Linked DNA regions of Mus musculus: all the other regions are linked to region 3. The links are chromatin loops, found by intact Hi-C in ENCODE. Cell type or tissue: left cerebral cortex. All regions are shown on one strand. Each heading gives the region's core, and the rest is flanking DNA. Links, peaks and the distances in the headings are about the cores only. Region 1 overlaps Atp8b4 (ATPase, class I, type 8B, member 4). Region 2 overlaps Galk2 (galactokinase 2). Region 3 holds the start of Fgf7 (fibroblast growth factor 7).

Region 1 (10,387 bases), core at 1,036-9,035, 330 kb after region 3:
ATTTGGCAAGTGATAAGGTTTTAAGACATAAATTTGGGAGGTGGAGAGGAAACAGATCTGGAAGGAATTGCAAATGAGGTGGGTGTACTATGACTGTGTGAGATTTTTAAAGAATACAAATATATATTAAAAATTCTTCATAAGGCTTATCTGTTATCAAACCAACACATTTCATAAAAAGCTAAAAGATATGCAAGATACTGTAATTAGTTACTCTATACATAAGAAAAATTCCAGCTATTTTTATGTGGGTTGGATTCAAAGCTCATCAGCACTCAAATCACCGAATGGTTATACTGTCTTGGATCAGGCATAGAAGTATCTTTTCTTTATCAGTAAGACAGTCTGGAGAGTGGGAGCCATTCATGGGAGGAATTATAAGGGTGCACTTTACTTACCTGTGCCGAGAAGCCACAGAAGAAGGCAAACCAGAAGTGCACAAGGGTGAACGCAAAGTTCTTGTAGAAGAAATAGCATAAGAACTTGCACATCCTGTAGTAGGACCACCTTCCATGAACAAGAAGCAGTCGTTGGAGATATCTAAACTGAGCCAATGCATAGTCACTGGCTAAGACTGCTTGCAGTCCTTCCTGACCACTGATGCCAATGCCAATGTGGGCACCTAGAGGGAAAAGAAGATGAGAAAGAGTTGCAGCATCTTTAAGAAACTTATTCCTCTTTTATGTTAGCCATTTTTTGTAACTGTATAACTATAATAATTATTATGGTTTTTCACATATATCCTGAACTAGTCACATGGTTAAGTATTGATCCTAGTTTTATCTAAGAGAAAACTGGGCTGGGTAAAGGTTGGAAATTTGCACTTTACACTTGTAAATATCAAAGATGGAACCAACCCCAGCTGCTAGGAACGAAGCGCTGGCTGCTTTTACCTGCCCTGAGTGGTCTCTCCCTCTCAAACTGTAGAAGGCAAGCAATGCCCTTTTCTAAACTAAGAAATATGCAGGTGTTTTAACTGAAGAGAAATGCCTTAGAGGTACTAGTAGTTATGTAAGTGCTGCCCAGAAAGTATAATTTTTATAAGAACCATGGTAAAATTAAACGAATGAACATTGCTATTACATTGCATCACAGGCTGAAGCAGGACTCCATGCGTGCAGTATGTCTCATTGAGAAAATACCCTCTTACTTTTAATCATGCTGACATCGTTGGCCCCATCACCAATGGCCAAAGTCACAGCATTTCTGTGCTTTTTTACCAACTCTACTACTTGGGCTTTCTGGAGTGGGGTGACTCTGCAGCAAACCACAGTCTTACACACACAGGCGAGCTCCAAAAGATCGTTCTCGACATCACTTTCAAGGGCATGGGCCTGTGTCATCAAAGCAAACAGAACACATGACGATTGTAAATTACAAAGCAAATAGCATGGTTCTTGACTGACTTCATTTCAGAACCATTTCATTACTTGATCAATTCAGGGTTACAGAATCAGTAACAAGACATGAATACTGAGCTGTTGGCAAGTTTCAAGGGAATTTAACATAAAAATAAGAGCTATGTCCTCAGTGTGCCTCCTTGATATGTTACCATGCCATCTTGGCAAGATCTTGCTATGTACTGGGCAGTGGTGGCGCACGCCTTTAATCCGAGCACTTGGGAGGCAGAGGCAGGCAGATTTCTGAGTTCAAGGCCAGCCTGGTCTACAAAATGAGTTCCAGGATAGCCAGGGCTATACAGAGAAACCCTGTCTAAAAAAATATATATATTACTATAAAGTTCTACTAGGAACTACTGAAAATCAATAGAAGCAACAGCTAGAACCTGCTGATATGAACTGCCAACCATGGTGATTTCTACATGGCACACTGCTAGTGTCCTTTGCACTGTTTTGTAGACTTAGTGTTTGTGACTGCCAACGCATAGGCAAGATGAAAAGGACCTGAGCAGAGGCTGTCCCTAGCAAAACACTGTGGCTGAAATCAGGAGCCTGAATAGGAGGGAGACAGGCAACTTGGGCCTCAGTCAGGATTCCCCAACCAATTCCTACCCTTGTTCCACATACCAAGAGCCTTTCTATACCCTCAGCAATTACTGAAAAGAGAACATGATTCTCTCCAATTAACTTTTTTGGACAATTACATTTCTAGAAACATCTCACGTTGTACTCTATGTTAGACACATTCAGAGAAAACATGAGTCTGCTGTTGAGTAACAGCTATTTAGAGTGAACCCTTAGTGAGACACTCGCAGCCCACTCCAGTTTGGCCCGCATATCTTCAGGGGCTCTGTTCGGTAGCACCTTTAGGTCCTCTTATAATTCCCATCAGGCTGCATTGCTACTTAAAAGACTGCCTTTATATCTTTGTATTTGCTAGCATTTTTACTCAATAACATCCGCTCTGCCAGAAAGTCTCCTCTGTTTATTTTTTAAACAAATAATTAAACGTGCCTATTTCTGTGCTCTAAAGGCATTGCATTAATGCCTCTTTTGCAGTATCTGTCATACTTCTATCAGAACTATACTGTGATCTCCCAAACAAGGACTATGCTCCAATCATGTCTGAGTTCTCGGCCACTCTCTAGCACTGTGACCTGGCCAGTCTGTGTAAACAATGAAAATGGTATGAGGCAATGGGTGGGTAAATGAGGCCAAAGCTGTGACTCTGGTGCAGAAAAATTCTATATCAAAGTCTATATGCCTCAGAAAACTGTGGACCATCATTCTCAAATATACCACATGTTCTGAAAGACAAGGCATATAACTGGCTCTTTTGCTCAGAATGGCCCCTTTTGCCTCTGCTCATTTTTCTTTATTATCAACAAGTTAAACGTAGACTTGGGTTTTGATGAAGACAGACCTGGATACATTCAGAAAAGCTTCAGAATTTGAGAGAACTGGAGCTATGATTTAAAAAGAAAGCAAACAAAACCTGACTGTACTAGCAAAAATACAGACAATTCTCCCTAACTGAAGAAGGACATCTCATGGTTTCATGAGCACAGGGCTTTGAAGCAAACAGGGCTCCTGAAGAGCTTCCAGCTTAGAGCCTTCTTTCAACAGAGGAAAAGACAGGCTAGGTGACTATCACCAGAAAGCCCATGCCCTACAAACACTGCTTCCTCAAGCCCAGGGGCCTGTCAAAAGCATAATACAGGAGGGATCCTGTCCTACCGAGCTGCCCAGGCCACTCAACTCCAGATCTCAGCAGACAGACATAACTTTCAGTTGGTGTTCATCTGTGCAAGGGAAAAGTTCATGTCATCTGGACCAGTTTTTGACTGAGCTTGGCCTGCAGCTGAGCTCTGTAACTTTCCACGGTGTGGAAGCAGCACTCTGCTGCGTCTGGGATCCAGCTGGATAGTGCTTAGAGAGCTAGGAGCTAACAGGCGGACGGTCACAAGGGGGAATCTAATAGACTCAGCTCCAACTTCTTTTGTCCACTAAGAAACTGCCTTCAAGAACAAACGTTCATTTTTTCCAAACTCCAAAGTGAAAAATGAGCACCAAAGCCAAAGAAAGATGTGAGATTAAGTTCTTTGTACATAGAAATGATAATTTCACGAGACTGCAGTCGGGGCTTTTGTATTCTAATTAGAGACTCAGGAGGAGCGGTTGAGTTTTGTTTGGGGCTTGGAACCTGAACTGCGTTAGAAGTACAATGCAAGTTTATTCTATTATGACAAGAGCCAGATTTCCTAATGAAATCAAATCGTTTGGCTTTGCTGCAGAACGTTGCTATTTAGAAAAACCACCAGAGGTATCTTAATGGCAATGATTTGGCGTGGTAATTCTGTGAAGGTCAGGTTATGACTCGCAAATCACAAACCTTCGCAAGAACGGTAACTGAAAAACTGATCTGCGCCATCCCCCACCGTCTTCCAAAAGCGTTTAAACCGTTCTGCGAAGCAACGGAAGTAACCGTTTAGGCAGAACTCATAGACTCCCTGCGAACTGTTTCTCCAGAGCCTCACATCCAGTGCGATCCTTCAAACAATGATGTCTGAAAGGCACACTGGAAGTCTTTCCTTCTGCAAACAGGAAATCCTGTGCACGCCCTATCTCTTGTAGTGACATTTGTTTGAAAAACACAAAGGAGACTCTCATTAAGGCAGCACAAAAGAGATGATTGCTGGAGTAAAGAAAAAGAGAAGAACAGCCTCGGGCAAACTCACCAAACTGTGGCCATTTATGACTAAGGCATATTCTCCTGTCACAGCCTCTCCTGCACCCGCGTCCAACCCCAACCGCTGCTTGTTGTCATAAACTGCATGTCCATTGGAAAAACTCGTGCTTTGTCCAAGCAAATTTTCCTTTGCTTTCCTTAAAGAATAAGAGAATTAAAAAAAGGCATAACAAAGCACACAGAGCTTGTCTATAACTGAACCAAGAGGCCGGCCTGGAAATGAACTCATGCTACCACTCTTCAGCGTAAGGCCCAGGTATTAGGCCACCAAGCAGAGGGAAGGCCAGACAGCAGTGCATGTCAATCCTGCAGGGGCTGGGGGAGCACAAGGAACTAGGCAGCTAAACACAGAGAAAACAGAACTACCTCAAACATTTTACACTACCTAAAAACTGGCTTTAACCAAGGAATCTTGATAGCTTTGGTGTATAAAGAACCACTCTCTGGAAAAACGGTGTTTTTCAATATGCTAAACAAAAACTAAAGGCGATGAATGAAACCTTCTCATTACAGAGCACTCCCCTCCTTCCCTCTCTCTTTCCTTTTCTCCATTTTTCCCTCTCCCTTTCTTCCTGACGTACGTACATACGTGTGTGTGTGTGTGTGTGTGTGTGTGTGTGTGTGTGTGTGTGTGCGCGCGCGCGCGCGCGCGCATGCGCTCATCATTATATAACCTGGCTGAAAACAATAGTCCACTTATAAACACATTTTGTTTAACTTTGAAAGAGATTCATGATGCCATTTATTATTATAAAATAAAAGAAAAATATTTTAAGTAAAAATAAAATCCTCATAAGTTTAAATGATAACAATGACCTTGTGAGAAACTCCAAACTCCAAACATGGGGTTTTTACAAATAGAAATTCCTCGCAATGCTAAAGACCTAATCAGTAGCTTATATGATGACATAAGCCCATTAGAACTGGCATTCTACTGTTCTCCTAAAAAATGTGATAATGTCTTTAATAGGAAGGTAAATTCCCACCCAGAAGACCTGTGGGTGACCAGGTTATAAATAACAGGTCTGTTGGCATGACCACAGTAGCTTCCATCATAGGAATACCGGCAGATGTCCCCTGCAGAAGGATGCCCAAGCCAGCCCCTGCATGTGAATATACCACTACATGTATAGATGAATTCCAGAAGAAAACAGAAAGTGAAGAATAGGTTAGCAGATGTTTCGACTTATGGCAAAATGAACTGTCTTCTTGATGTCCTGCCCAGTGTGGAAAGCATTTATTACAATGAGTTTATGCTGAAGATCCTCTGATGGGAGAGAATGGTCATATTAAAACAAGCATTATGCCTTCAGCTTTTGAGTTATTTAACATACAGTGATGCATATAAAAATGCATCACCAAGAGTTTATGTATGAACTACAAAAGCAGACCCAGAAGCAAAGGCAGGTCACCTTGTTTCCTGGCTCAACACTGCCCTCTGCTGTCCGGGACCAAAATCGTGCCTGCACTTAGACTTGTCACTCAGCCTTGGTTCCAAGGATGATATCAGACAGTTAGCAGGCAGTTTGCAGAAACAAACAAAAGGATGTGTAAGGTTAGAAGGCTGTTTGAAATGCACTGTGGGGAAGGAGACAGAGCAGGCACAGAGGATTACTGTTGCAAGCAGAAGGCTCCAATGTCCTCGGTAGATAAGCAACCCAATGAACGCTCATCATGGTCATGAAAACTGGCAGCGCCATCTGATGAATGGGAGAAATGATACCAGACATGAATGTGTGTCTCTGACGGCACTGCAGATCTCATAAACTGGGCTTTGAGAAGGCACTGAAGCAAAAAAAAAACATCTCCCAGGGTTTCCTGTTTGGTGAGGCTCCCATTTGCTGTGTAAATGACTCAACCTCTATTTCCCCCTTGCAAAACGAAAACATTCCAAGGGAGGGTGAAGTTCATGAACACACTGGCTGAAATTCTACTTATTTAGGAGCTTTCCCCAACAATGTCTCCCTAACATGTGACACAAGTCCCTTTCCAGGCAGAAAAAGAACAATTTTTATGCTCTGCTAAAATTGCTAATGCTCCCCCCACCCTCCAAGGCCTTCACTCCCTGCCAGACTGGAATGAGTGCACTGTAAGACCTGGGTGGGTGTTCATAGCTGTCCTTTCTCTTACTTCCTGGAACTCAGCTCTCCAAACACAAGCTGGTTCTTGCAAATGCAATTCATCAGGAAGGAAGAAAGCTACACATAGTACCTTTCGGTGAAGATGGACAGTGTGTGGGCATCCGACATTCTACTGGACCTCAGAATACAAACAGATGTGAAAAGAAGGGCTCTGCCTTCTAGGCTTTGTAATGAGGGCAGTTTAGTACAATGCTGTAATGCAGAACCATAGGCAGGGTTGAGTTGACTAGAGCACTCACAGCCCATACCATCTGAACACACTACAGCGGAGGGAGGGAGCGCTGTGCTCAGCCATGCATTCAGCCTGCAAAGGAGAGAGGGGGTGCGAGGGATGAGCCATTTTCCTCAGTCCTTTCCTGGCACTCTAGATGCAGGAAGTAAAAGAGATCTGTTAGGAAATAGATTTAAATTATGACATTATGTTTAAAGGAAAATAATTTGGACTTTGGTAAAAGGCCAGAGCTTTGAGCTTGCTTGTTCCTTGGAAACTTGGGTCTGCCTCTGACAGATTAGCTATCTGACTTTAGGCCACTTGATTAGTCCGGGGCAGATCCAGGACTCCAAATTCCTAGTTCTTGGTTATCAAAACAAATGGCTTTACATATACAGCCAGCCACAGGCTATCTCTAGGTTGGAGTAAGATATGCCACCAGAGAGTAATGAAGGAGACAGCACCGCCCTTCAGAGAGTGAGGAAGAAAGGAAGTGAGTGAACTTTTTAGTTCAAGCTTCCAGTTCATTGCCCCACAGACTGTTAAAGACGTCGATCCTTTATCGTCGATCAGAAATCGGGGACCGGCTCAGAGAGCGATCAACCCCCTGAAAACAGGGAACTGTGTGCACCAAAATGCACATCAGAAGTCAAAATGTAATGCTTTAGAGTGTTACAATTTATGAGAAGAAACCTGACCTACTAAAACAGTTTACTCGGGATAACAGAACTTGAGCATTCAAACCTATTTGGTCGCTACTGTCATTAATGACTCTATGATATCACAGTCAGTGTTATGTTCTGCTCCACGAAAGGACTCCTAACTGGCCAATATCTTATAAACAGCCTACATCACACAGCTAATTTTCAGTACCTGCCCCAAGAGCCATTTACAAGAGGTACCAGTGATTAAAGATTTTACTGCTTAGAGAGGGGCTATAGAGTCCTAGTGTCTCTGCGTGGGTACTTGGAGGCAGCTGGGTCATTTAATGAATTTTTCTGAGAACAAAACATGGTGGCTCAGAAATGAAACACTGGATGCGTTATCTTGTCTGACTGATCAAAACCTCATTGTCTATTTTCCTTGCAGCAGAAGATACATGCTCTGTTAAAATGACAGAATCCATGAAATAACCTCAGAAACTGGCAGGACTTAATTGTAGACCTGTGGGCATGAGACTAACACAGGGATGACTGTAGACCTGTGGGCCTGTGGCCAACATAGGGCTTAACTTAAACCTGTGGGCATGCTGCCAACACTAAAGCATCAATGGGAACCAACTCAATCAGGGTTCCACATGTCCAAAAATGGCTAACAACTATGTTATGTGCGTGCTGCGTGGCATGAACATTACTCATCGATGTTGACGACATCTAAACACATTGGACAGGATTAACTACAAGCATGTACATATTGTCCATCCAATGGCTCCTCCCTCAGATCCTTCTCTTTCAACACATTTTTTTTGCATGAACTCAAAAACATAGCACAAGAACATGAAAGGGCACACATTTATGATTTTAATCCCCAAGGCTGTGGGCTTAGATATAAATCGCCAAGACTGGGAATGTAGCGGGGACCTCCAAACAATGGTTCCCCTTAGGAGCTCTTTCCCCTCGAGTTTCATAGGAAGCATATTCATTCTGGAAAGGTATTCACTCTGCCTGCAGAATTTTCTATCATACATTGTTTCCATGGTACATGCAAAACATGATGGAACCTCCAAGTCTGAGTTAGAATAAGCATGGCCAGCCAGTCAGCTAAGCAAGGTAACCCCGGGGCGTGTGAGATGCTACACCTAGATGTAATTATTTTCCTTTGAATAGTTTTCTTCTCATTAAAGTAAAACGTGTTTTTAGGGTGTTTTGAGGGTTTTTTTGGTTTTTTGTTTTTGTTTTTGTTTTTTTCGAGACAGGGTTTCTCTGTATACTCACTCTGTAGATCTGTAGACCTGGAACTCACTCTGTAGACCAGGCTGGCCTCGAACTCAGAAATCCTCCTGCCCTGCCTCCCAAGTGCTGGGATTAAAGGCGTGCGCCACCACTGCCCAGCTAGGGTTTGTTGTTTTTTTATCAATTGTAAAAATTTGCATGAATACTACTACTCAGTAATTATGTAAGGAAAGAGAAAAAAAAGAAGAAGCTGGTTGCCTTTCCATTACTTAGAACCATGGCATATACTTCCCAGGGCTTGAAAGGTAGTTAGGAGGATGCATGTATAGTGCCGTGTGTGTGTGTGTGTGTGTGTGTGTGTGTGTGTGTGTGTGTGTGAGTGTATTGGCAAAACATATCATTCTATGCATGTTTTATAATCTCACTTTTAACTAAATATGTCACCCATCTTCTAAAGTTAATAAAGCAAAATCACTTTTTTATTGTTTTTTTTAATTAGGTATTTTCTTCATTTCCATTTCCAATGCTACCCGAAAAGTCCCCCAAACCTTACCCCCCACCTCCCACCCCCCCACTCCCAGTACTTGGCCCTGGCCTTCCCCTGTACTGGGGCATATAAAGTTTGCAAGACTAATGGGCCTCTCTTTCCACTGATGGCCAACTAGGTCATCTTGTGATACTTATGCAGCTAGAGACACAAGCTTCTGGGGGTACTGGTTAGTTCATAAAGTTGTTCCACCTATAGGGTTGCAGATCCCTTTAGATCCTTGGGTACTTTCTCTAGCTCCTCCATTGGGGACCTTGTGTTCCATCCAATAGCTGACTGTGAGCATCCACTTCTGTGTTTGCTAGACCCTGGCATAGTCTCACAAGAGACTGTTATATCAGGATCCTTTCAGCAAAATCTTGCTAGTGTGTACAAAGGTGTCAGCGTTTGGAGGCTGATTATGGGATGGATCCCCGGATATGGCAGTCTTAATATGGTCCATCCTTTCATCTCAGCTTCAATCTTTGTCTCTGTAACTTTTTCCATGGGTGTTTTGTCCCAATTCTAAGAAGGAACAAAGTGTCCACACTTTCGTTTTCGTTCTTCTTGAGTTTCATGTGTTTTGCAAACTGTATCTTCTATCTTGGGTATTCTAAGTTTCTGGGCTAATATCCACTTATCAGTGAGTACATATTGTATGAGTTCTTTTGTGATTGGGTTACCTTACTCAGGATGATGCCCTCCAGGTCCATCCATTTGCCTAGGAATTTCATAAATTTATTCTTTTTAATAGCTGAGTAGTACTCCATTGTGTAAATGTACCACATTTTCTGTATCCATTCCTCTGTTGAGGGGCATCTGGGTTCTTTCTAGCTTCTGGCTATTATAAATAAGGCTGCTATGAACATAGTGGAGCATGTGTCCTTCTTACATGTGTTGGAACATCTTCTGGATATATGCCCAGGAGAGGTATTGCGGGATCCTCCAGTAGTACTATGTCCAATTTTCTGAGGAACCGCCAGACTGATTTCCAGAGTGGTTGTACAAGCTTGCAATTCCATCAACAATGGAGGAGTGTTCCTCTTTCTCCACATCCTCGCCAGCATCTGCTGTCACCTGAATTTTTGATCTTAGCCATTCTGGCTGGTGTGAGGTAGAATCTCAGGGTTGTTTTGATTTGCATTTCCCTGATGATTAAGGATGCTGAACATTTTTTCAGGTGCTTCTCAGCCATTCAGTATTCCTCGGGTGAGAATTCTGTTTAGCTCTGAGCCCCATTTTTAATGGGGTTATTTGATTTTCTGAAGTCCACCTTCTTGAGTTCTTTATATATATACTGGATATTAGTCCCCTATCTGATTTAGGATAGGTAAAGATCCTTTCCCAAACTGCTGGTGGCCTTTTTGTCTTATTGATGGTGTCTTTTGCCTTACAGAAGCTTTGCAATTTTATGAGGTCCCATTTGTCAGTTCTCGATCTTATAGCACAAGCCATTGATGTTCTATTC
Region 2 (10,387 bases), core at 1,047-9,046, 140 kb before region 3:
AGCATGCTGTATATGTTTGTAATGATGAATATCCCAAATACATAAGTGTGTAGTAGGCTATACCATCTATGTCTGTATAAGTATGCTATACTCTATATTGTTTATACAATGACAATAGTAGCCAATAATAAGTTTCATATACTATATCCCTGTTATTAAATGACATGATTATATTATGTGTTTAATTTCCAAATTACAGAAGAAGACATAATTGTCACATTGTATATTGTAATTCTATTTCTATATCTTGGTTACTGAGTAAGCTGACAGCAAACATGGGGATAGCAGATGTTTCATTTCCCGTGGGTGTATATACCAAACACAAGGATTCCTGGATGATATGCTAGTTCTGTTTTTAATTTTTTGAAGAAACAACACACTGTTTTCCATAATAGTTATGCCAAATCCCATTCCTACCAACAGTTCAGAAGTGTTCACTTTTCTCAGAACTCCACCCACATTTACCATCTTACTCACACCAGATGCCAATTTTGTAAGATTAATACTTTTTCAAGGTATTACCTTGTTTTTTGTATGTGTGTTTCTTATGTTATTGCATTGGCATTATGCATTTGGTGTTATTTGCAGGTTTTTTTGTTTTGTTTTGTTTTACAGCTATATTCTATTAGTTGAAGTATTTGCAGTAATCAAGTGGGACTTGGATGTAGTAGAGATGAATGTGTGGTATAGAACATAATTCCCAGGAACTTTCTATATTTTCCTGAGTGGGATATTAACTGGGAGAGCAAACAGAGGTGTTTGATGTCACTGCTGTACACTGCTGAACTAGCATAGTGTGCTTGAATTTTACCTAATGCAGTTAGGAGATGGATGAAAGCAGCCTAGGAGGGGAGATTAAAGCTGTAAAGTAGAGAAGGGCCAGGAAAACAGCTTAGTGAGGAAAAGGATGTGCCAGCAAACCTGACAGCCTGAGGTCAGTCCTGGGACCCAACATTAGAGGTGCGAGCTGACGCCCACCAGCTTTTGACGTCACACGTGCTATGATATGTGGACACATACACAGAAATACAGATAGACACAGAGACACAGGCACACACACACGAGAGAGAGAGAGAGAGAGAGAGAGAGAGAGAGAGAGAGAGAGGAAAATAACTAATTAATTAAAAAGGTCAGTTCTCTAATCATTAATTTAAGAATTCACCTTAGGGTCTTGGAAGAACAAGAACAAGCCCCATCAAAAATCAGTAGATTGAAAGAAATAATTACAATCAAGGAAGGAATTAATGAAATAAAAATTTAAAAATATAATGAGTTTGTGAAACAAAGTGTCAATTCTTTGAAACAATGAACAAGATCAATAAACTCTTAGCCAAACTAGCCAAAAGAAAGAGAACAAAGGCCCAAATTAATGAAGTAAGAGATGAAAAGGGAGATATGGCAGTAGATACTAGTGAAATTCAGGAAATAGTTGTGATATATTTTAGAACTCTTACATTCTATGATGTTGGAAAATCTGAAAGGAATGAATGAATATGTAGGTGCATATAATCTACTCATATTAAATCTGGATGAGATTAACAGTTTATAGAGATTAATAAACAAACAATGAGATTCAAGCAACAACTAAAAACAAAACAACAACAACAGAAAAACCTCAACTAAACAAACAACATTTTCAATTAATAAAGTCCAGACTTTGGTAAGGCCTGTTGCTGAAGATACTACATACTTGTCACAAGACATAGAAATAGCATTGGTTCTGACCAGGAACCTTCCTCCCTGTTGGCTCACTTTCACAGTGGCAGGAGGTGCTGCGTAGGATGCTAGGGGAGAGCTTTCATCAGCAGTCTTACCCAGCTGGGAACCCTGTGCACGACTGGTATGGGAAGAGATACCCGTGGGTAGAATAGTGGCATAAATAGTATAGGGGTAACCACAGCGGCTCCCTGAGATTATCTGTGGATAATGCAGAAACTCACAGCTGATCCACGGGCAGAGAATAGTGCCAGTGGATAGTACAAATGGGACTTTTGCATCACACTTCCCTACCCAAGGACCATGGCAGAAGAGAGAGCAGGGAGATTGGAAGAGCCAGATGCTGAAGAGGACTGGAGTGAAATGGGATCGTCTTCTGGATGTGACAGGACTGCTGTGCTCAGGAGCACGAAGTAGCTGTACTTGCCTGCATAGGGCAAAGCTAGTTAACATTCTAGTATGGATCAGCGGGCGTGAGCCCCTCCCCCTAACTGAGGAGCTATGGACATCTGATGGTTTCTGGGGAGAAGAGAGTCAATTTTCTTTAAGGATATGGCCCTTGGTAGGTTGACTGTGCTCTATGAATGGCCCCACAGCATGGAATATATGGGGCGCACAAGCTGGACTTGATGGGTTATTAAAAAAGGACACAAAATTAGGTGGGACTGGGGAGGTGAGGGTGGACCTGGGAGGAGTTATGGAGATGTGCGAGGAGGCGAATGTGATCAAAATGCATTGTATGAAAGTCTCAAGGATTAGATATATTACAAACAGTGCAGGTCTACAACTTTTTACCCTTGAACTCCACCAAACCTTTAAAGAAGAGCCAGCATGGATGCTTTCTATTCCAGACAATAGAAAATGAAGGAGGGGGGAGGAGCCCAAAGTGTTAGGGAAGGCATGTGTAGAATAGAGATAGGAACAGAGGAGAGTTAGGCTTTTCTGAGGAATTCAGAGAAGCAGACCAACCTGCTGAACCAGAAACTTTCTAACAAAGTTCCTATTTTCTTCTTCCAATTAGTAAGTGGCTGCTGGTGATACTGAGGTAATGAGTAGACACTATGTAAATATCTTGTTTTCATCAAGGTCTTACTTTAGAGGTCTGTTGATGAAACCACTAGCATGCAATACTTTTAAATTTCCATTATTTCTTCAATATTGGTTAATTGATGTACTTTATTAATTATCCCTCCCTCTGTGTGTGTGTGAGATGTGGATGCATGGCATGCATTCTATAGCACAATTGTGGAACTCAGAGGACAGTTTTGTGGAGTCAGTTCCTGTCTTTCCTCATGTGGGTTCTAGGGATCAGGTTGTTAGCATCTCACTGAGCTTGGCCTTTTATTATGAAAAATAATTTCCCTTTTTCTTCCTTTAGCTGCTTATTCACTTGTAACTTTATATCAGTGTAGACTCACAATAGGTCATGACTCTTTAAAATAAATTTTGTTTGTTATTTATTTTTCTTAAATCATACATTAGATGGCTATCAGAGAATGTGGAGAAAGAGAACTTGGAGACCTTCCATTTCACCAGGGCATCTGTCTGGTAGCAGGCGCAGAGGATAAAGCACTCATGTATTTATACTAGCTAAGAAGCACTAACCTGAAAGGGAAAAATGAGTGTAGATTATGCTGAAGTATGTTGTTTCCTAGATGTTTCTGGAAATAAAAAGGGCCAGTTAGAGGTAGATTGGTCAATAAGGCTACTACAACTTTCTCTCTTGGTTTTTAGCATCTGGAGGTGTCCACTGTTGGAGACTGAGATACACGTTTAAGTAAATAGAAAAGGAGACTCACGTAAATAAAGAAAATGTCTAATTAAAAAAATAAAAGAAGGGGGGGGGGGGAAAGAAAGAAAGGAGACTTGGTATCGGTGTCCTGTCACAAGAGGGCAGCAGTCAGCCATTGATTTGGTTTTTTTTTTTCCTCTCAAGGCGTACAGACTTAAATTAATGTGTCTTGTTTTTTTCAGAGACTTCAGTACTACAGCTAATAACATCTGTATCGACAAGACCAAACCTCTATGGCACAACTACTTCTTGTGTGGCTTTAAGGGAATTCAGGTAAATCGATGCTTACTAGCTGTTGAGATTATAGTCATGTTATTCCAGATTGACTCCCATGTTTTTGGTCTTCTTTTAGTACTGATGCTTTTCTTGTATTTTGCTGACTTCTGTTTCAAGGCCAGGGGCGGGGGGAGGGGATATGATTGCCTCTGGGTTGTGCTCACAGGAGTGGTCATGGTCTTTCTTTCCACTGACTATGCATCATTAAATACACCTTGAAGAGAGATTGTCCTAGTATTTACATTCTGTTCTTGGGATGTACAGGAGTATACTGAAATGGACTTAGAGTTGAGCAGCCATGGGTTTGAATATGGGCATAATCCAGCTTTGTTAATTTGAGTTCAATCTTGGCTTTATCTGTGAAACAATGTCACTGCTATTCAATGAGGAGTGCTTGCAGGGCATCACTTTGCTGGGGCCTTTAGGCATTTGGGGATGGTAGCCAGCATTGTTACTGCTTGTCCAGGTGAGAATAAAAGGGTTGTAGTGAAGGTCTTACTGTGAGTAGTTTCTCAGAAACATTGACTTAATCTTAATGTCATAGCTTCAGTGCTGTGTATAAGACTAGGAGAGTGCGATATTTCCACTTTCTCTCACAGTTAGGAGAGTAGGAAGCACAGAGATAAAACCAATACTTGCTGTTTTCAGAACCACTCCTGTGTTTCTTTTTGTGTTCTTAATTTTAATTTCTAATAATTAAAAACCAATCTACTTATTTTCTTTATATGCCTGTGGGTGCTTTGCCTGCATCACTTGGGTGTCTGGCACCCGTAGAGGCCGAAAGAGGGCATCAGGTCCCCTGGGACTGGAGTGACAGACTGTTGTTAGCCACTCTGTGGGAATTGAACCCAGGTCCTCCTCCTCTAAGAGCAACAGATACTCTTAACCACTGAGCCATCTCTCTAGACCCTTAACTTTTATTTTTTAAATTAACATTCACTCAATAATTATTTTAGTTGTAGTGAGTCTTGTGATATATCATAGATTAAGAATATTAAGAAATATTTTTTTTGTCTTCGTGATTCAAAAGGAAACTAATAAACATACTTTTCTGGTTTTTTTTTTTTTTTTGAGAGCTTATGATCCAAGTGGCCTGGAGGGTACTATCTGAAATTGTCACAAGCTGCTTAGGACTCAGTGACATAGTCTTATAGAAGCCAGTCAGGGTAACTTGGGATGTGTAGTCCTGGGGTGTAACTTGGGATGTGTAGTCCTGGGGGTGTTGTCATGGAGGTCTGGTCTAGGAGTGCAGCATTAATTTCTTGAGAATGTGGCTCTTTTTTCAAGACACATGGTAATAACTTCTGGGAAAAGTTATTGGCCTGTTTTAAATCTTCAAATCATTTGGATTGTCATCCACATTAGTGGGAATTAGGGTATTTGGAAGCATTGGTCAGCAAATGCAATCTGACCTTTCTTGTAACAACATGCCTGTTTAGTATCATATGGTAAAGTGACACCTCTCTTTCTCTCTCTGTATATGTATATGATATGTATATATGTATATATAGTATATTTTTGTATTATTTTGGATAGAGGCTTAAAATCTTCTTTGGTTTGACAACTTATGTGCAAAAACACAGGTTTCTTCAATGACCTTTTGGCAGAAAAGTAATTTCAATGTTAGCAGTCCAGAAACCTTCTAATTAAAATACTAGAAAGTTCCAAGGGATAGTCTGTTTATGTGAAATTGAACATGTTATCCTTTTGGGATAAAGCTACTGCAATGTTTGGCACAACTCAGTTGTGTTTTTCAGTCTGCTGTTACTGTTGAATTTAAACATTGCGTGCTAAGTTTGTAACTATGATTCACATCCAAGACAGTCTGTGGATCAGTTTATGGTTAAATATATAGTGTTCCCCAAGGACTGCTGCCTTTGAGTGGGCTGCCTAATGTTCTGTACAGCGGGGCGTTGGCAATGGCACGTCTTCAGTGTATAATTTGTTTGTGTTTCTGGAAGGAGATTTTTAGATGACTTGGAATCAGGAGGTACATCCAACTGAATCTTTTCTTTTGTGGCCCATGATTTTTGCCAAGGAAGAAAAAAAATAGACAAAACATTAAGGACAAAAGCAGATTTTATTTGCAGCATTTTGCTCCTTTGGTTAGTCTAATTTGCTTATTGAAATTTTTCCCTAGAAGAATATGTATGATGAAATGCATAATTAGGTAATGTAATAGTTTCTCAAACTTTGGTCTTGAATTATCTGAGAAATTTCTGAAGAACATTCTTTTCCTTGAGAAGAAGGGAGGGCTGGGTTTATTTTAATCCTAAATAATGAAGATTATAATATGATATCACTTCCCAATTCAAGTCTTACACGTCAGTTCAAATACATTAGAGGTTTCTACCTTTAACTCAGAGTCCAATTTGGTTGGTCTTTCCTGTTTGTAAAAATTTCCCTGCCTTTTTTGGGGGGAATTTAATATCATTTACATATAAATTCTAATCTGGCTGTCTTTGAAGCTACTAGATGTTAAATTGCATTAATAACTCCAGTAAAACCTCTGAATTTCCTTACATAGCTGGCAGGCATTTAAATTTAAACATGGTGACACTGGTGGCCCCAGTTTTCACAGCAGTGGAGAAGTCAGTTAAGACTCAGAGTCTTGGGTCTCACTCTAAGCATTCTTTGCATGGGGACAATTTCAGAGTCTTGGGTCTTCAAGCGTTCTTTGTGTAACCTTGGGAATTTTTTAAACCTCCTAGTGCTTAGGTTTTTTTCTTGATAAAAAATGGAGTTGGTAGAGTGGGAGCTCTTTTTCTTCAGAGAGCCTCCTGAGGCCAGCTATCCTGGAAACAGCTGCTGTTGGGTTAGACTTTATACAAGATGCTGCAGGGCTAAAGCTCAACCTGCGCCCCATCACTAGGGATCTCCTGCCTCTCTGGGCGACTTGAATTGTAATTGCTTTATGGTTTTTCTATACTTGTTCAAATCAGTTGATATTCAAAGAAAAGTCATTTGAGGCAGTTTCCTTATGTGAATGAGTAGCTTTTTGTTGAAAAAAGAGGGCTCATCCCCAGCCATTAGATCAGATGGCAGGTGTAGCTCCTACTGGAATGATTCACCCCAGTTACTGCAAAAGCTTTGTGTGTGTCGTATGGTTTTCCCCTCTGTGGACTGATAGCAGTTTCTTCTGCTTCTTGGGTTCAATCCTGAAATGACTATTGGCATTTTATTTTTAAACATTCTTAGGAACACTTTGGCCTTAGTAAGCTGCCTGGAATGAATTGCCTGGTAGATGGAAATATACCCCCGAGTTCGGGCCTCTCCAGCTCCAGTGCTCTGGTTTGCTGTGCTGGGTTAGTGACTCTCACGGTGCTGGGACTGAGACTTTCCAAGGTAAGCACCATTATGTCAACCTCATAAGACCTCCACAACAGCATCTGCATCGCAGTCAGACTGTCTTCCTCAACACCAAAAAAAAACCTGTCTTAACTGGAAAGGAAAAGCCAACATCTGTGGGAAGTGCCCTAATCTAATATGTTCTGCCTGTGGTCGCTCACTCTAGTGTTGTTGCTAGTCTCTGACCAGCCAGTCAACAGGGCTGTCTGACTGTAGTGAGGTACTCTTGGATTATATATGAAGCTTTGACAATATACATTCAGAGTAAGACATTTTAGGTTTCATAGTTGGGCCTGTTTTTGTTCTGTTTTTTAGTTTTTGTTCTTTGTTTTCACCTAAAACCTTAAGTACTGACAGGCAATGGGCAGGAAGGATAGAGAACAGATGAGAAAGGAGCCAAGTGTGTCCCCGTTAATACCCAGTATATGTGGGTTAGTCGCCTGAGTGTCCCATTCAAGGAGGAAGTGCGTACCTTAAGGAGACAGAAATTCCACCTGAGGTCAGGAAGCCTTCACAAATTTGCATAAATCTCTGGTTTTCCAGCTTGGAGCAGGTGAGCTTAGATTTAATTAGTACGTGAACGCTCTGCTTCAGGTGAGATGTTATTGCAGGTTCTTTTCAACCAGCGGTTCTCAGCCTTCCTAATGCTGTGACCCCCTAATACAGTTCCTCATGCTGTGGTGACCCCAACCATAAAATTATTTTCATTGCTACTTCATAATTGTAATTCTGCTAATACCATGAATCGTAATACAAATATCTGATAAGGAGGAGATATGATATGTGACCCCCCAAAGGGATCTCAACCCACAGACTGAGAACCACTCTGTTAAACCCATGTGTGTAAACTGAAGTCCACAGATGGTTTGGGAATGGACAACGTAAGAGGCAGACTAAAAGGTAGAAAGCTAGCCATATGATTAGTTTGTAAAAAGTGTGTTTAAATTTTTATAGTGAAAATTTTACACACGGGGAAGGGAGACAACAAAGAGAAAACTTTCCTTGCTGTAAACAGGCTTTTTTTATGGGATGTTTAGCTTGCTCACTGCAATAGTACTTGTTTTTTTGTTTTGTTTTTGAGGAGAGAAAGAAAAAAATCTATATGTGAACTATGCCTTCTCTGGCACAGTCTTTAATCTGATAGTTTAATAAGTATTTAACAAAATATCCAACACCAACAGTTAAATGGAGAAGACTCATTTGGGTTCAGTTTCAGTGGTTTCAGGCCAGGATTGACTGGCTACATTACTGCAGATCTGTGTATGGCAGAATGTGGGACACAAGGCACAGGGTAGGATGAAGCAAAGACAAGGAGAAGGGATAGGAATGCAAGACATTAGATATTCAGCTTAAGGTCCATGTGGGACAGAATTAGTATGATATGAGCACTGATCAGGTGTGAGCTAGAGGCCAACAAAGAGTCAAGGATTCTGTTCAAGTTTCTGACCGTGATGCCTTGCAGTGGCTTCTAAATGGCACTCTGGCCTGAGGTGAAGCTAAGTGTTGGGTATGAGGAACCTAGGCATACAGAGCCTAGGCATACAGAGCCTAGGCATACAGATCCTAGGCATACAGATCCTAGGCATACAGAGCCTAGGCATACAGAGCCTAGGCATACAGATCCTAGGCATACAGATCCTAGGCATACAGAGCCTAGGCATACAGAGCCTAGGCATACAGAGCCTAGGCATACAGATCCTAGGCATACAGATCCTAGGCATACAGAGCCTAGGCATACAGAGCCTAGGCATACAGATCCTAGGCATACAGAGCCTAGGCATACAGATCCTAGGCATACAGATCCTAGGCATACAGATCCTAGGCATACAGAGCCTAGGCATACAGAGCCTAGGCATACAGATCCTAGGCATACAGATCCTAGGCATACAGAGCCTAGGCATACAGAGCCTAGGCATACAGAGCCTAGGCATACAGAGCCTAGGCATACAGAGCCTAGGCATACAGAGCCTAGGCATACAGATCCTAGGCATACAGAGCCTAGGCATACAGATCCTAGGCATACAGAGCCTAGGCATACAGATCCTAGGCATACAGAGCCTAGGCATACAGAGCCTAGGCATACAGAGCCTAGGCATACAGAGCCTAGGCATGCAGAGCCTAGGCATACAGAGCCTAGGCATGCAGAGCCTAGGCATGCAGATCCTAGGCATGCAGAGCCTAGGCATGCAGAGCCTAGGCATGCAGAGCCTAGGCATGCAGAGCCTAGGCATGCAGAGCCTAGGCATGCAGAGCCTAGGCATGCAGAGCCTAGGCATGCAGAGCCTAGGCATGCAGAGCCTAGGCATGCAGAGCCTAGGCATGCAGAGCCTAGGCATGCAGAGCCTAGGCCTGCAGAACTATTCAGTCTTTACTTGTGAACCAATTCTTCCAACTGCCAGGCTCTTTTGAAGATCATGAATAATATAACTAACTCAGTTTTTAGACAGGATCTCTTTATGTATCTCAAGCTATCCCCCAATTCACAATCCTCCTGCTGGTGAAGTTTCTGGAGTGGGGAAGACATGCATTATAGCTAGAGTAGAGGTAGCGACAATCAGGGTTCAGGTCTGGGGAACAAGAGTGAGCGAGGCACGAGCACTATTGTTGTCTACTGAAGAGAAAGAAGAGTTGTCCAAGAGGTAGGGAAAACAGAAAGGATGAACGGCAAAGACAAGGAAGACAATTCTTCGTGATGTGAGTGGCAGGGTCAGCTGCTACCAAGAGGCCAAGAAGGTAAGGCCTTTGTAGTTTCCATGCCATATATCAGGGATGGGCTGCAGGATCTATGGGAAGTAGGAAAAGAAGAGTGTTCATTAGCTATGAAAGTCTGTCGATGCATACAAAAAAGGGACGGCACTGTCTAGAGGGAGGGCTGAAGTCAAAGACTTCACTTTTATATAATTAAATTTTATTATTATTATTATTTATTTATTTATTTTTGAGACAATGTTTTTCTGTGTGGCCCAGGCTGTCCTGAAACTCACTCTGTAGACCAGGCTGGCCTCGAACTCAGAAATTCACCTGCCTTTGCCTCCCAGGTGCTGGGATTAAAGGTGTGAGCCACCACTGCTCAGCAATTAATATTATTTTTAATGACTAGTCAAGTGCAGTGGAGAGAATGGGGGGGGGAGAGAAAGTGTTTCATTTTTATTTTTATTTTTTTAAGGGGAGGATTGGTAAAGCTTACTATTCTTTTTCTGACCCTTGATATAACTATCTGAGGGAAAAGTAAAAAAAGATAAAAAAGAACACTTG
Region 3 (8,000 bases), core at 1-8,000:
AGAGTTTTTTTGTTTGTTTGTTTGGTTGGTTGGTTTTTGTTTGTTTGTTTTTTCTGAGTTTTTACAAAATTAAACGAAGCCATTTTGTTACAGACTCAGGGATAGAAAGGCTCAAATGGCATTTGTATACTGAGATATTTACAAGTTGAGTCACAGGCACACCGCAATGCTGAACATATGACTCACACTTTACATCTTCTGTGCAGTTAGTGTTTAGATGTTACAGCATTGTGCCAAAGGCAAACGAGCTGTTTATAGGATTAAGGACCTCAGGGATTGCTCCATCCTGGTTTTCCTCCCGAGTTTACTATCTTTAACCAGGTCCGTCTTGTTTGGAAAGACAGGTCTGTCTTCCTGTGTCCTATTCTTTTTAAATGAACCTAAGTTTCTTCTGTAGTATACACAGTTCCTAATGTCAAGTTGTATCTGCCAAGCTTCAGGCCTCTCTCTTTGCTTAGCCTCTTGCTTGTGATCATTAGCCTGGGCCTTCTTTCCGTTCTTGGAATTTAAGCTCTTGGCTTCCCCGCCCCTTACCATCCCCAGATCCCTGTTTATACTGTGCTCTCACTGGAATGCACGCTTTGCAAAGGCAGGGATCACTTCCAAGATACTCACCATTGTGTCTTCAGAGGGCTAACCTAGCATCTGGCAGCACAGAGTTATTGAATAAATATTTGTTCAATGGATGAATCAAGATGATAAGTAAGACTGGTTGCACAGTATGATCCAGAGTCAAGACTGAATTTATATATTGAAACCACACAGGAAATGATGAAGACAAATCTAGTGTGGGGTTAGTTGTAGAAATGTGGATGGAATAGTTTGGAACAATGTCAGATGTAAGGCACAACATATACATAGTCATTTTTATAAGTAGAATTCAACCTTGTCCCAATTTCAAGAGTGTCTATCCTACCTGGAACCAGAAGACAGATGTCTAGACAGCTTTTGGAAAATAGCCCTACAGCTATATTTGTATACCATAAAATGACATATTTATAACTGCATTCATTATAATAGTTCCACAGTAAAATATATGGGTAAAAATGAAATGTTCATAGAGGTTGGCTATGCACATTGAGATATACCCATTCAATGGAATAGCATGCAGTGTAGAGAGTGAGTGAGCTTTCTAAATGCTGAGATAGGAGATTTTGTATTTTTACTAAATAAAAAGCAACATGTATAACTCTCTCTCTCTCTCTCTCTCTCTCTCTCTCTCTCTCTCTCTCGTGTGTGTGATAATACTTCTTTGTATGTAAAAGAACAGGGTATAAAATTCTCCTGTATATATGTGTATAGCTTTTGTGTTTAAGCATGGTAAAAATGTAAACTGAAATATAAAATTCCATAAGTCAAAGTTTCTATCATTTGTCTCTCCACAGAATGAAGGCTGTGATGAAGACTGGTTAGGAAAAGCTAGGAAGTTCATATAGCAACTGACTGCATCAAAGAAGTTCTATGAGTTTTTCAATGATTTTCAATGCAAATTTATTTTAAATATCTTTATTTTTGTATTTGAAATACAAATTCCCAAACACGAGGGGCAAGGGCGACACACTTCTTCTTTTTGAGATACGCTTCTATTTGAAGCTTTTCAGGTGACAACATTAATCTTTAAAAGTCAATAGATGTAGATCCTTTTCTTATGGATTTACAATGCACAAGGTGGAGATATTTTCAACTAAGGATGAAGCTACCGTTATCTGGAAAGAGCACAGAGCAGGGAACTCTGCTGCTCTCTTCTGTATGTGCTTTACAGTAAGGACAGAGGATGTCTGCCACTGGGTAACTCACAAGGACAAAGAGAGCAGCTGTCCTACAGATAGCTGAACCGCTAGCCTAATGAGAACCATTGCTAACAAGTAAGGGTCTCAAGGACAGGAATGAAATTCCCCACCCCGTCTTGGTCCCATCACTGGAAAGTAATCAATAACTTCGAAAGGAATTTAAACTGATACAATTTCCTGCCTGACTGTAACCTGCTCAGTGACATTCCTCAGAGAGTCATTTTATACCTTGGCTCCAACATTGCGAACACTCCCTCCCCTGCACATTGTAAAGAGACTGGGCATTCTGTAGTGTGCACTGAGAACTGACTGCATAACCTCCATTTCTCTATGGAACGTCAACTCGTAAGAATTCTGAATCTGCTCATTACTAATGTCCCCGCCCCCGGATGGTGGGATATCACTAAGAACATCATCATACCTTCTGTCCTTTCCTATTCCTCCCTGGGAGAAAAATCATGGGATGTTCTGAACTCTCTGGCTTTAAATAGATACAGTTATAGAACAGCACACCCTCCTCTGCTTTGAAAGCCTAGTGCTTTAATATTTCATGAATCGAAGACAACTGTGTATGTTTGAAATATGGGGTGCTGTTGACTCTGCCCTCTGTAAGCACAATGGGAAAGGGAAGAACAATCACATCCAAATGATTCAATTTTGGGTCTCTGTCTCTATTTGGTCTACCTGCACCACCTGGTGGTAGTGTATGTTAAGTGCGAAGTTGTGTGTGTGTCTCTCTCTCTCTCTCTCTGTGTGTGTGTGTGTGTTTTGCAGGTACAAGGAAAAGAGAATTTTAATGTATGTATTCTTAAATATTCATTTAGGGTGGTGATACGATGGCTCCATACTAAGTGTAAGATACAGACAGTCACAGTCTTGCTCAGTACAGGATAGGCACAAGCTCAGGCTGGAAAGCAAAAGGACTCTCTTGTATCCATTAGCTATTGGCCTTATTATTCCTGGAATTATCAGTTATTTTTTATGCTATTGCTCTCAGGAAGGCACAAGTCAAATACTAAGGTGAAACCATTTTTCTAAAAGAATGATAGTTTTGCAAATTATGTGTCCTTTGCTTCTGTGTGTCATCCTTTGAAATAAATCACAAGACAGGATGTTAAAACGGCAGCACACCCTAGCCTGATTAGACGTGGCCATTGATTTGATACCTGAAGCAGCAGCTGAGCCATGGGGAAGTAAGGGATGGAGCCAAGGCCACACTGTTTGTTAGAATCCCAGTCCGGTAAGAAACTAGGTCTTCTCAGCCTAAAGACTCACACCCAATTGTGCAAGATCTGTGAAAAGATGTGTCCTTGCCTAGGGATACCTGCTTTCAGGCCCTGAGCCTTGGGTTGCTCTAGTGCTCTGAATTTGAAGGACTAAAAACATACCCTCACTTACCAACCTCCTCCGTGCCAATGTATTGTAAAGATCATCTAACATTTAAGAAGCCCTTATATATGTTGTAGGGACATATGTTTTTCACAGACTGTACAGCTTCTGTGTTTAAAAGGTCTAACATTTTCCTTTCTCTTTGTAACGGCTTGGGAATCAGAGGTCTGTTTCCACAGCGTGAATGCCCACTTGTGGATTTAAGCCGAAGCCGTGTCCACAGCTCCCCCTTACGACCACTCAACAGTGTACAAGCCTCCTAATTCTGCTGTTTTAGACAACGAACAGCTCACTGGTTAAGTTTTAATTGCTTCCAATGAGGTCAGCAAAGGTATTTATTGAAAATCTCTGAATAAAAGGCTCCACGCACTCACACAAGCGCACGCGCTCACACACGGAGAAAATCCTTTTGCCTGTTGATTTATGGAAACAATTATGATTCTGCTGGGGGATTTCTCAGCTGAGAAATAGTTTGTAGCTACAGTAGAGAGGCTCAAGTTGCACGAGGCAGACAGCAGACACGGAACTCTTGTGTACCCAGCTGTTCCAAACAGAACAAGTAAGTTACTGTTATTTGTCTTTAAAACAATGCTCTTTTCTGAAAGATTTTCTCTTTCTGTGGTTATTGTCCTGGGGTGGGGTCAGGGGGGAAAGACTTTTGAGCTGTGAAAATATCTACAGAAATTGTGCTGTAGTACGGACGGATGGAAGGAGACTCTTGAGGTTCTCCAGGGCAATCCTGACACTTAACTTGAAAAATCTGGGTAGTTTAAGGGAAAATAATTATAAAGCACAAATGTAAAAGCATAGACTAATGAATTCCAGGGAATTCAACTTCAACTTTGTCGATAGAGGCTGTAAAACTTGATTTAACTCAATAGCTGTGAGTACACAGTGTTTCCTGACAAGATAGCAACTGGAATGAATGGTGTGGTTTTCTTGTGGTGTCTCCTCACTAACGCATAGCGCTTCTGAATCTATGTGCAGAGTGGCAGAGATGCTCACGTCCTCTGTGGGAGCTGTTTTAAACGTGCTTTCAACATTTAACTACACTGACATGTTAGACTATCTAACTACTGAAATTTATACATACAATTTTTTTTATCTCCCTCTCCTCTCCCCCTCCCCATTCCTAATCTCTCTCTTCGAGCAGAAGTCAAGGAGCAACCGCACTGCAGCAACTGGCCTTGTCACGACCTGTTTCTATAAGGATATACCTATCAGCTGTGTTCCTGAAGGAGGAATCGTGTTATTGGTATCAGAAGCTAAAAGATAAGGTTAACAGTTTGGAAAGAGCGACGACTTTTTCTCTCATCAATCTCCAGTTCACAAATAGGAGGAGGCCCATGACCTAGGAGTAGCAATCAACGCAAGATTCAATTCTCATTATGTTATTCATGAACACCCGGGGCACTACACTATAATGCGCAAATGGATACTGACACGGATCCTGCCAACTCTGCTCTACAGATCATGCTTCCACCTCGTCTGTCTAGTGGGCACTATATCTCTAGCTTGCAATGACATGAGTCCGGAGCAAACGGCTACGAGTGTGAACTGTTCCAGCCCCGAGCGACACACCAGAAGTTATGACTACATGGAAGGAGGGGATATAAGGGTGAGAAGACTGTTCTGTCGCACCCAGTGGTACCTGAGGATTGACAAACGAGGCAAAGTGAAAGGGACCCAGGAGATGAAGAACAGCTACAGTAAGTGATGCCTTTATCACAGCCCTGCTTAGCTCTTTAAGGTTTGTCTAAGGTTCACTTTCCAGTGCTGTGTTCTCCTTTCCTATGGGGGCAAAAAAAAAAAATCAGTGTCATATATCAAGTCCTAATTTTTCTACCTTGGGATTTCTGCACTAACTCCCTAAAATATCTCTGGTAATAGGGCAAGTGTCCTCACCTTATGGTTGGAACTGATATAGTTGGAAAATACTCTGTGGCTTAAATCCAAACTACTGGTTAGTAAGAAACCATGTCAGTGAGCACGCATGCTCATGTGTGATTGTTTCCCTAGCAAAGCTCAGCAGCGGTGTGCATAGAGCTCTCAGTAGGTGTTCACCAAACTACCAGCCAGGAGTTTAAGGAGCAGAGGATGTATCTGTCTTTATTAGTGGTGTTGCTTTTGAAAGGACTCTGCCATGGTACTAACCGGTTAAGAATCTACTTCCTGAGCACCAAAAACTGTGTGCTTCTAAAACAGAAGGGAGTCGGTGATGCCCTGGAACATCTTTAAAAGTCTAATGAGTTTGTTTTAGATTCCTTAACTCCCCACCCACAGGTAACAGACCTTTTTTAGCAGTTTCTTTATCAAGAGTCTGTCATGTTAAGTCTCTTGCTAATTTAAGAGGAACATAACCTTGAGGAAGCAGAGCTGAGTTGGAAGGCAGGTTGGGTCGGGGACCTTCACCTGGAGCACCCCACTTTCCTTAGACCCAGTTGTTTTTTTACCTTAAAATGCCAGGGCTTGGGTTTTCATTTGATGGTTACAGTTAGTAACTAATCTCAGTAGTATTAAATGCAATGGCATAAAACACACACTCAACATTTACCTTAGGTATTTAAAACCCACACGTGGAAATAGATTTCTTAGCACTAATAACACATGGGTGGCGTTGACACTGTATGTTTGATAGTACGTGTGGCAGTATAGTTTGAGAAGGATACATGGAGACAATAGTGTAGCTGGGTGTCTGTGACAGGGCCACCCCAAGTAGTTCCTATCTATTCCTGAAATATCTTTTTGGCTCTAAACTCACTGACCAAAAAATAAGAGTTTGGTGACTCTTTCCAAAATGAAAATGAGGGACCTTCATTTCAGCCATAACTCATACAAACTGAGCAAGGAAACATGCCTTCTGGAGGACTGATTCCATGGGACCCAGCTCAGCAGTGGCCACTGGAGGAGGATTTGCTGACCGTCCCTTCTATGTGGCCTTTTCATTTGATTTGAAAATCATCGAGCCTTATTGTAGATAACAGAATCATGGGGGCAGTGACAGCATGTGTCCCGTCCCTGTCTGTTAATGACTTTGGGGCACTTTAGTGTTCCCAATCTTCAACTGGTAAACATGGATGCATTTTTCAAAATCTTTCTCCTTCTCACAGTCTAATTGGTTCTGAGGCAGGGAACGTACCACACAATGTAAAGCCTCAATACTCATTACCTAGTTGTCACCCCAACAGTGAGGCAAAAGTGCCTGCTCTCTCTCCAGACTAACCATGCAGTCAGGGCTAGTTGCAAATTTTATAACAAGGTTATTATCATAGCTCAATTGCAGACTTCTTTTTATTTAATGACTAATCCCTTTGGATGCTTTCCACTAACTCATAAAAAAAGGTAAAAAAAAAATGGGTGGGAACAGTCAGTGAAAATGAGTACTATGATTATTTGAGATTAAAGTAGTTACAATTGGAACATGTAAATATATGTGAATTTTATTTTGTGTTAAATTCCTGGAGCTCATGAATTTCAGGTATTTGTACACATTTACAAACTGGTAAAATCACTTTACAATTTGAAACATGGTATAGTGCTAAACCTGAGAAGTCTTAAAGCCTGTTTAGCAAACCCCCTTTTTCATGAAGCAAACTCTATAGTAATAAGAAAGACAAAAGTCTTTCCCAAAATCATGGTGTTGAACTATCAGAGTGCCTTGTACTTAGAAAGACTTGACATTGTTTATGCAAATACCAAATATGTTTCTTACAAGTCTTTTAATAGTCTAAATTTATATACTTTCTTGGCATAATTCAATCTCGAGGAGAGAGTAAGACCTCATGAGAATCTCTCAGATAAACTATAAAATAGTTACCATTGTCCTGCCATCCTACTGAAAAGACAAGATAAGGTTTCTCCCAAGTTAGACAGATGTGATGGGACTTTTGTGTGTAGAAAATCCAAGAGTCAGAAGAATAAAGGAGAATAATGTATTAGGAGAAAAATCTGATAATTGTTGCCTGTTAGTTGAGACAGACTTGCTCAGTTTAAGAATGAACATAAGCAGATAGACGTATGTGAGGCTGGAGCTACTGAGTCAGGGAATCCAGGTCCAAATAGTGTGCTCAGAAGAACTTGTTCACTGTAACCAAGCAGCATGAGAAATGCAATCACAAAAGCTCAGGGTGGTTTCCTGAGCTTTCAGAGTCTTCAGAGTTAGCTCAGTGATCCGAAGGAGGAGGTCCCCCTCTTGCTGTCACTAGAATGACAGCTAATAGTGACTGGACTCAAATGAATAGAAATCATTCAGAAAGAAATAAAACTCAACATCAACCCCCAGACTTCCTTCTCATGGCTCTGATGCCTTCCACTTTTAAGCAGGTCCTTAAACTTCTTTGGAAGCCCTTTAACTTTAACTTTGGAAGTCCTTAAACTTTCCTTTTGGAAGCATTGGTTTTCATTTTCTTCTCGTTAGCCACTCCCATGGCTTTTGTTTGAGTGAAAGGCAATTTGACCTGAAGGTATGGATGAGTCTTGGCAGGCTGCTTGCTTCCCTAGGGAAGCATGGAACCCTGGGGTCATACACATGCTAGGCACGCCTGCTACCCACCGAAGCACATACGGACCTCCTGGGAATATGCTTTATAAAACACTGGTAGATATGGGAAGCCTTGTAGAAACAGGTGAAAGATTTGGGTGTGTAATGTGCTCCCGAGGTATTGGGCTGGGCTGGGTGGATTTAGAGCAGAGAGGAAGAGAGGGGAGTGGTGGGCTGGTGTTAGCGTTAGTGCCTCAAATCTTCAGGGGAATTGAAATTTCACTTCAGGTACCGTGGTGTTTGGAGCCCTCGCTTTAGTCTCCTCCATCAAGTTTAGATCA

Evidence for each region. A loop is a pair of places that touch in the nucleus more often than their neighbours do. Peaks named below come from ENCODE experiments on the same cell type or tissue, not always from the same donor. Only the 100,000 strongest peaks of a DNase experiment are listed, where the experiment ranks them.
Region 1: a loop joins it to region 3, with 2.6 times the contacts of the local background. A loop is called at or near these places in 4 of 42 quality-filtered maps.
Region 2: it touches region 3 in a loop (10-fold over the local background); 24 of 42 quality-filtered maps call a loop at or near these places.

The regions. Positions count from the first base shown.
Region 1 is chr2:126,357,618-126,368,004 of GRCm38, forward strand. Atp8b4 (ATPase, class I, type 8B, member 4) reads right to left here. Exons shown (of 28, transcript NM_001080944.3): 21 at 4,139-4,286; 22 at 1,151-1,334; 23 at 399-622. Among named protein-coding and RNA genes, the nearest start is that of Atp8b4, 130 kb to the right of the region's middle. In left cerebral cortex, for the core only: a CTCF peak has its summit at 5,587 (motif pointing left); a DNase peak (open chromatin) is centred at 5,588.
Region 2 is chr2:125,889,663-125,900,049 of GRCm38, forward strand. Galk2 (galactokinase 2) reads left to right here. Exons shown (of 10, transcript NM_001291002.1): 4 at 3,691-3,781; 5 at 6,983-7,129. Among named protein-coding and RNA genes, the nearest start is that of Galk2, 29 kb to the left of the region's middle. In left cerebral cortex, for the core only: a CTCF peak has its summit at 3,629 (motif pointing right); DNase peaks (open chromatin) are centred at 1,811, 3,626 and 5,631.
Region 3 is chr2:126,031,113-126,039,112 of GRCm38, forward strand. All of the region lies in intron 11 of Fam227b (family with sequence similarity 227, member B), which reads right to left. Fgf7 (fibroblast growth factor 7) reads left to right here and starts at 3,546. Exons shown (of 4, transcript NM_008008.4): 1 at 3,546-3,738; 2 at 4,333-4,888. The coding sequence starts at 4,603. In left cerebral cortex, for the core only: CTCF peaks have their summits at 2,475 (motif pointing left) and 3,411; DNase peaks (open chromatin) are centred at 2,476 and 3,372; H3K4me3 peaks cover 188 bases.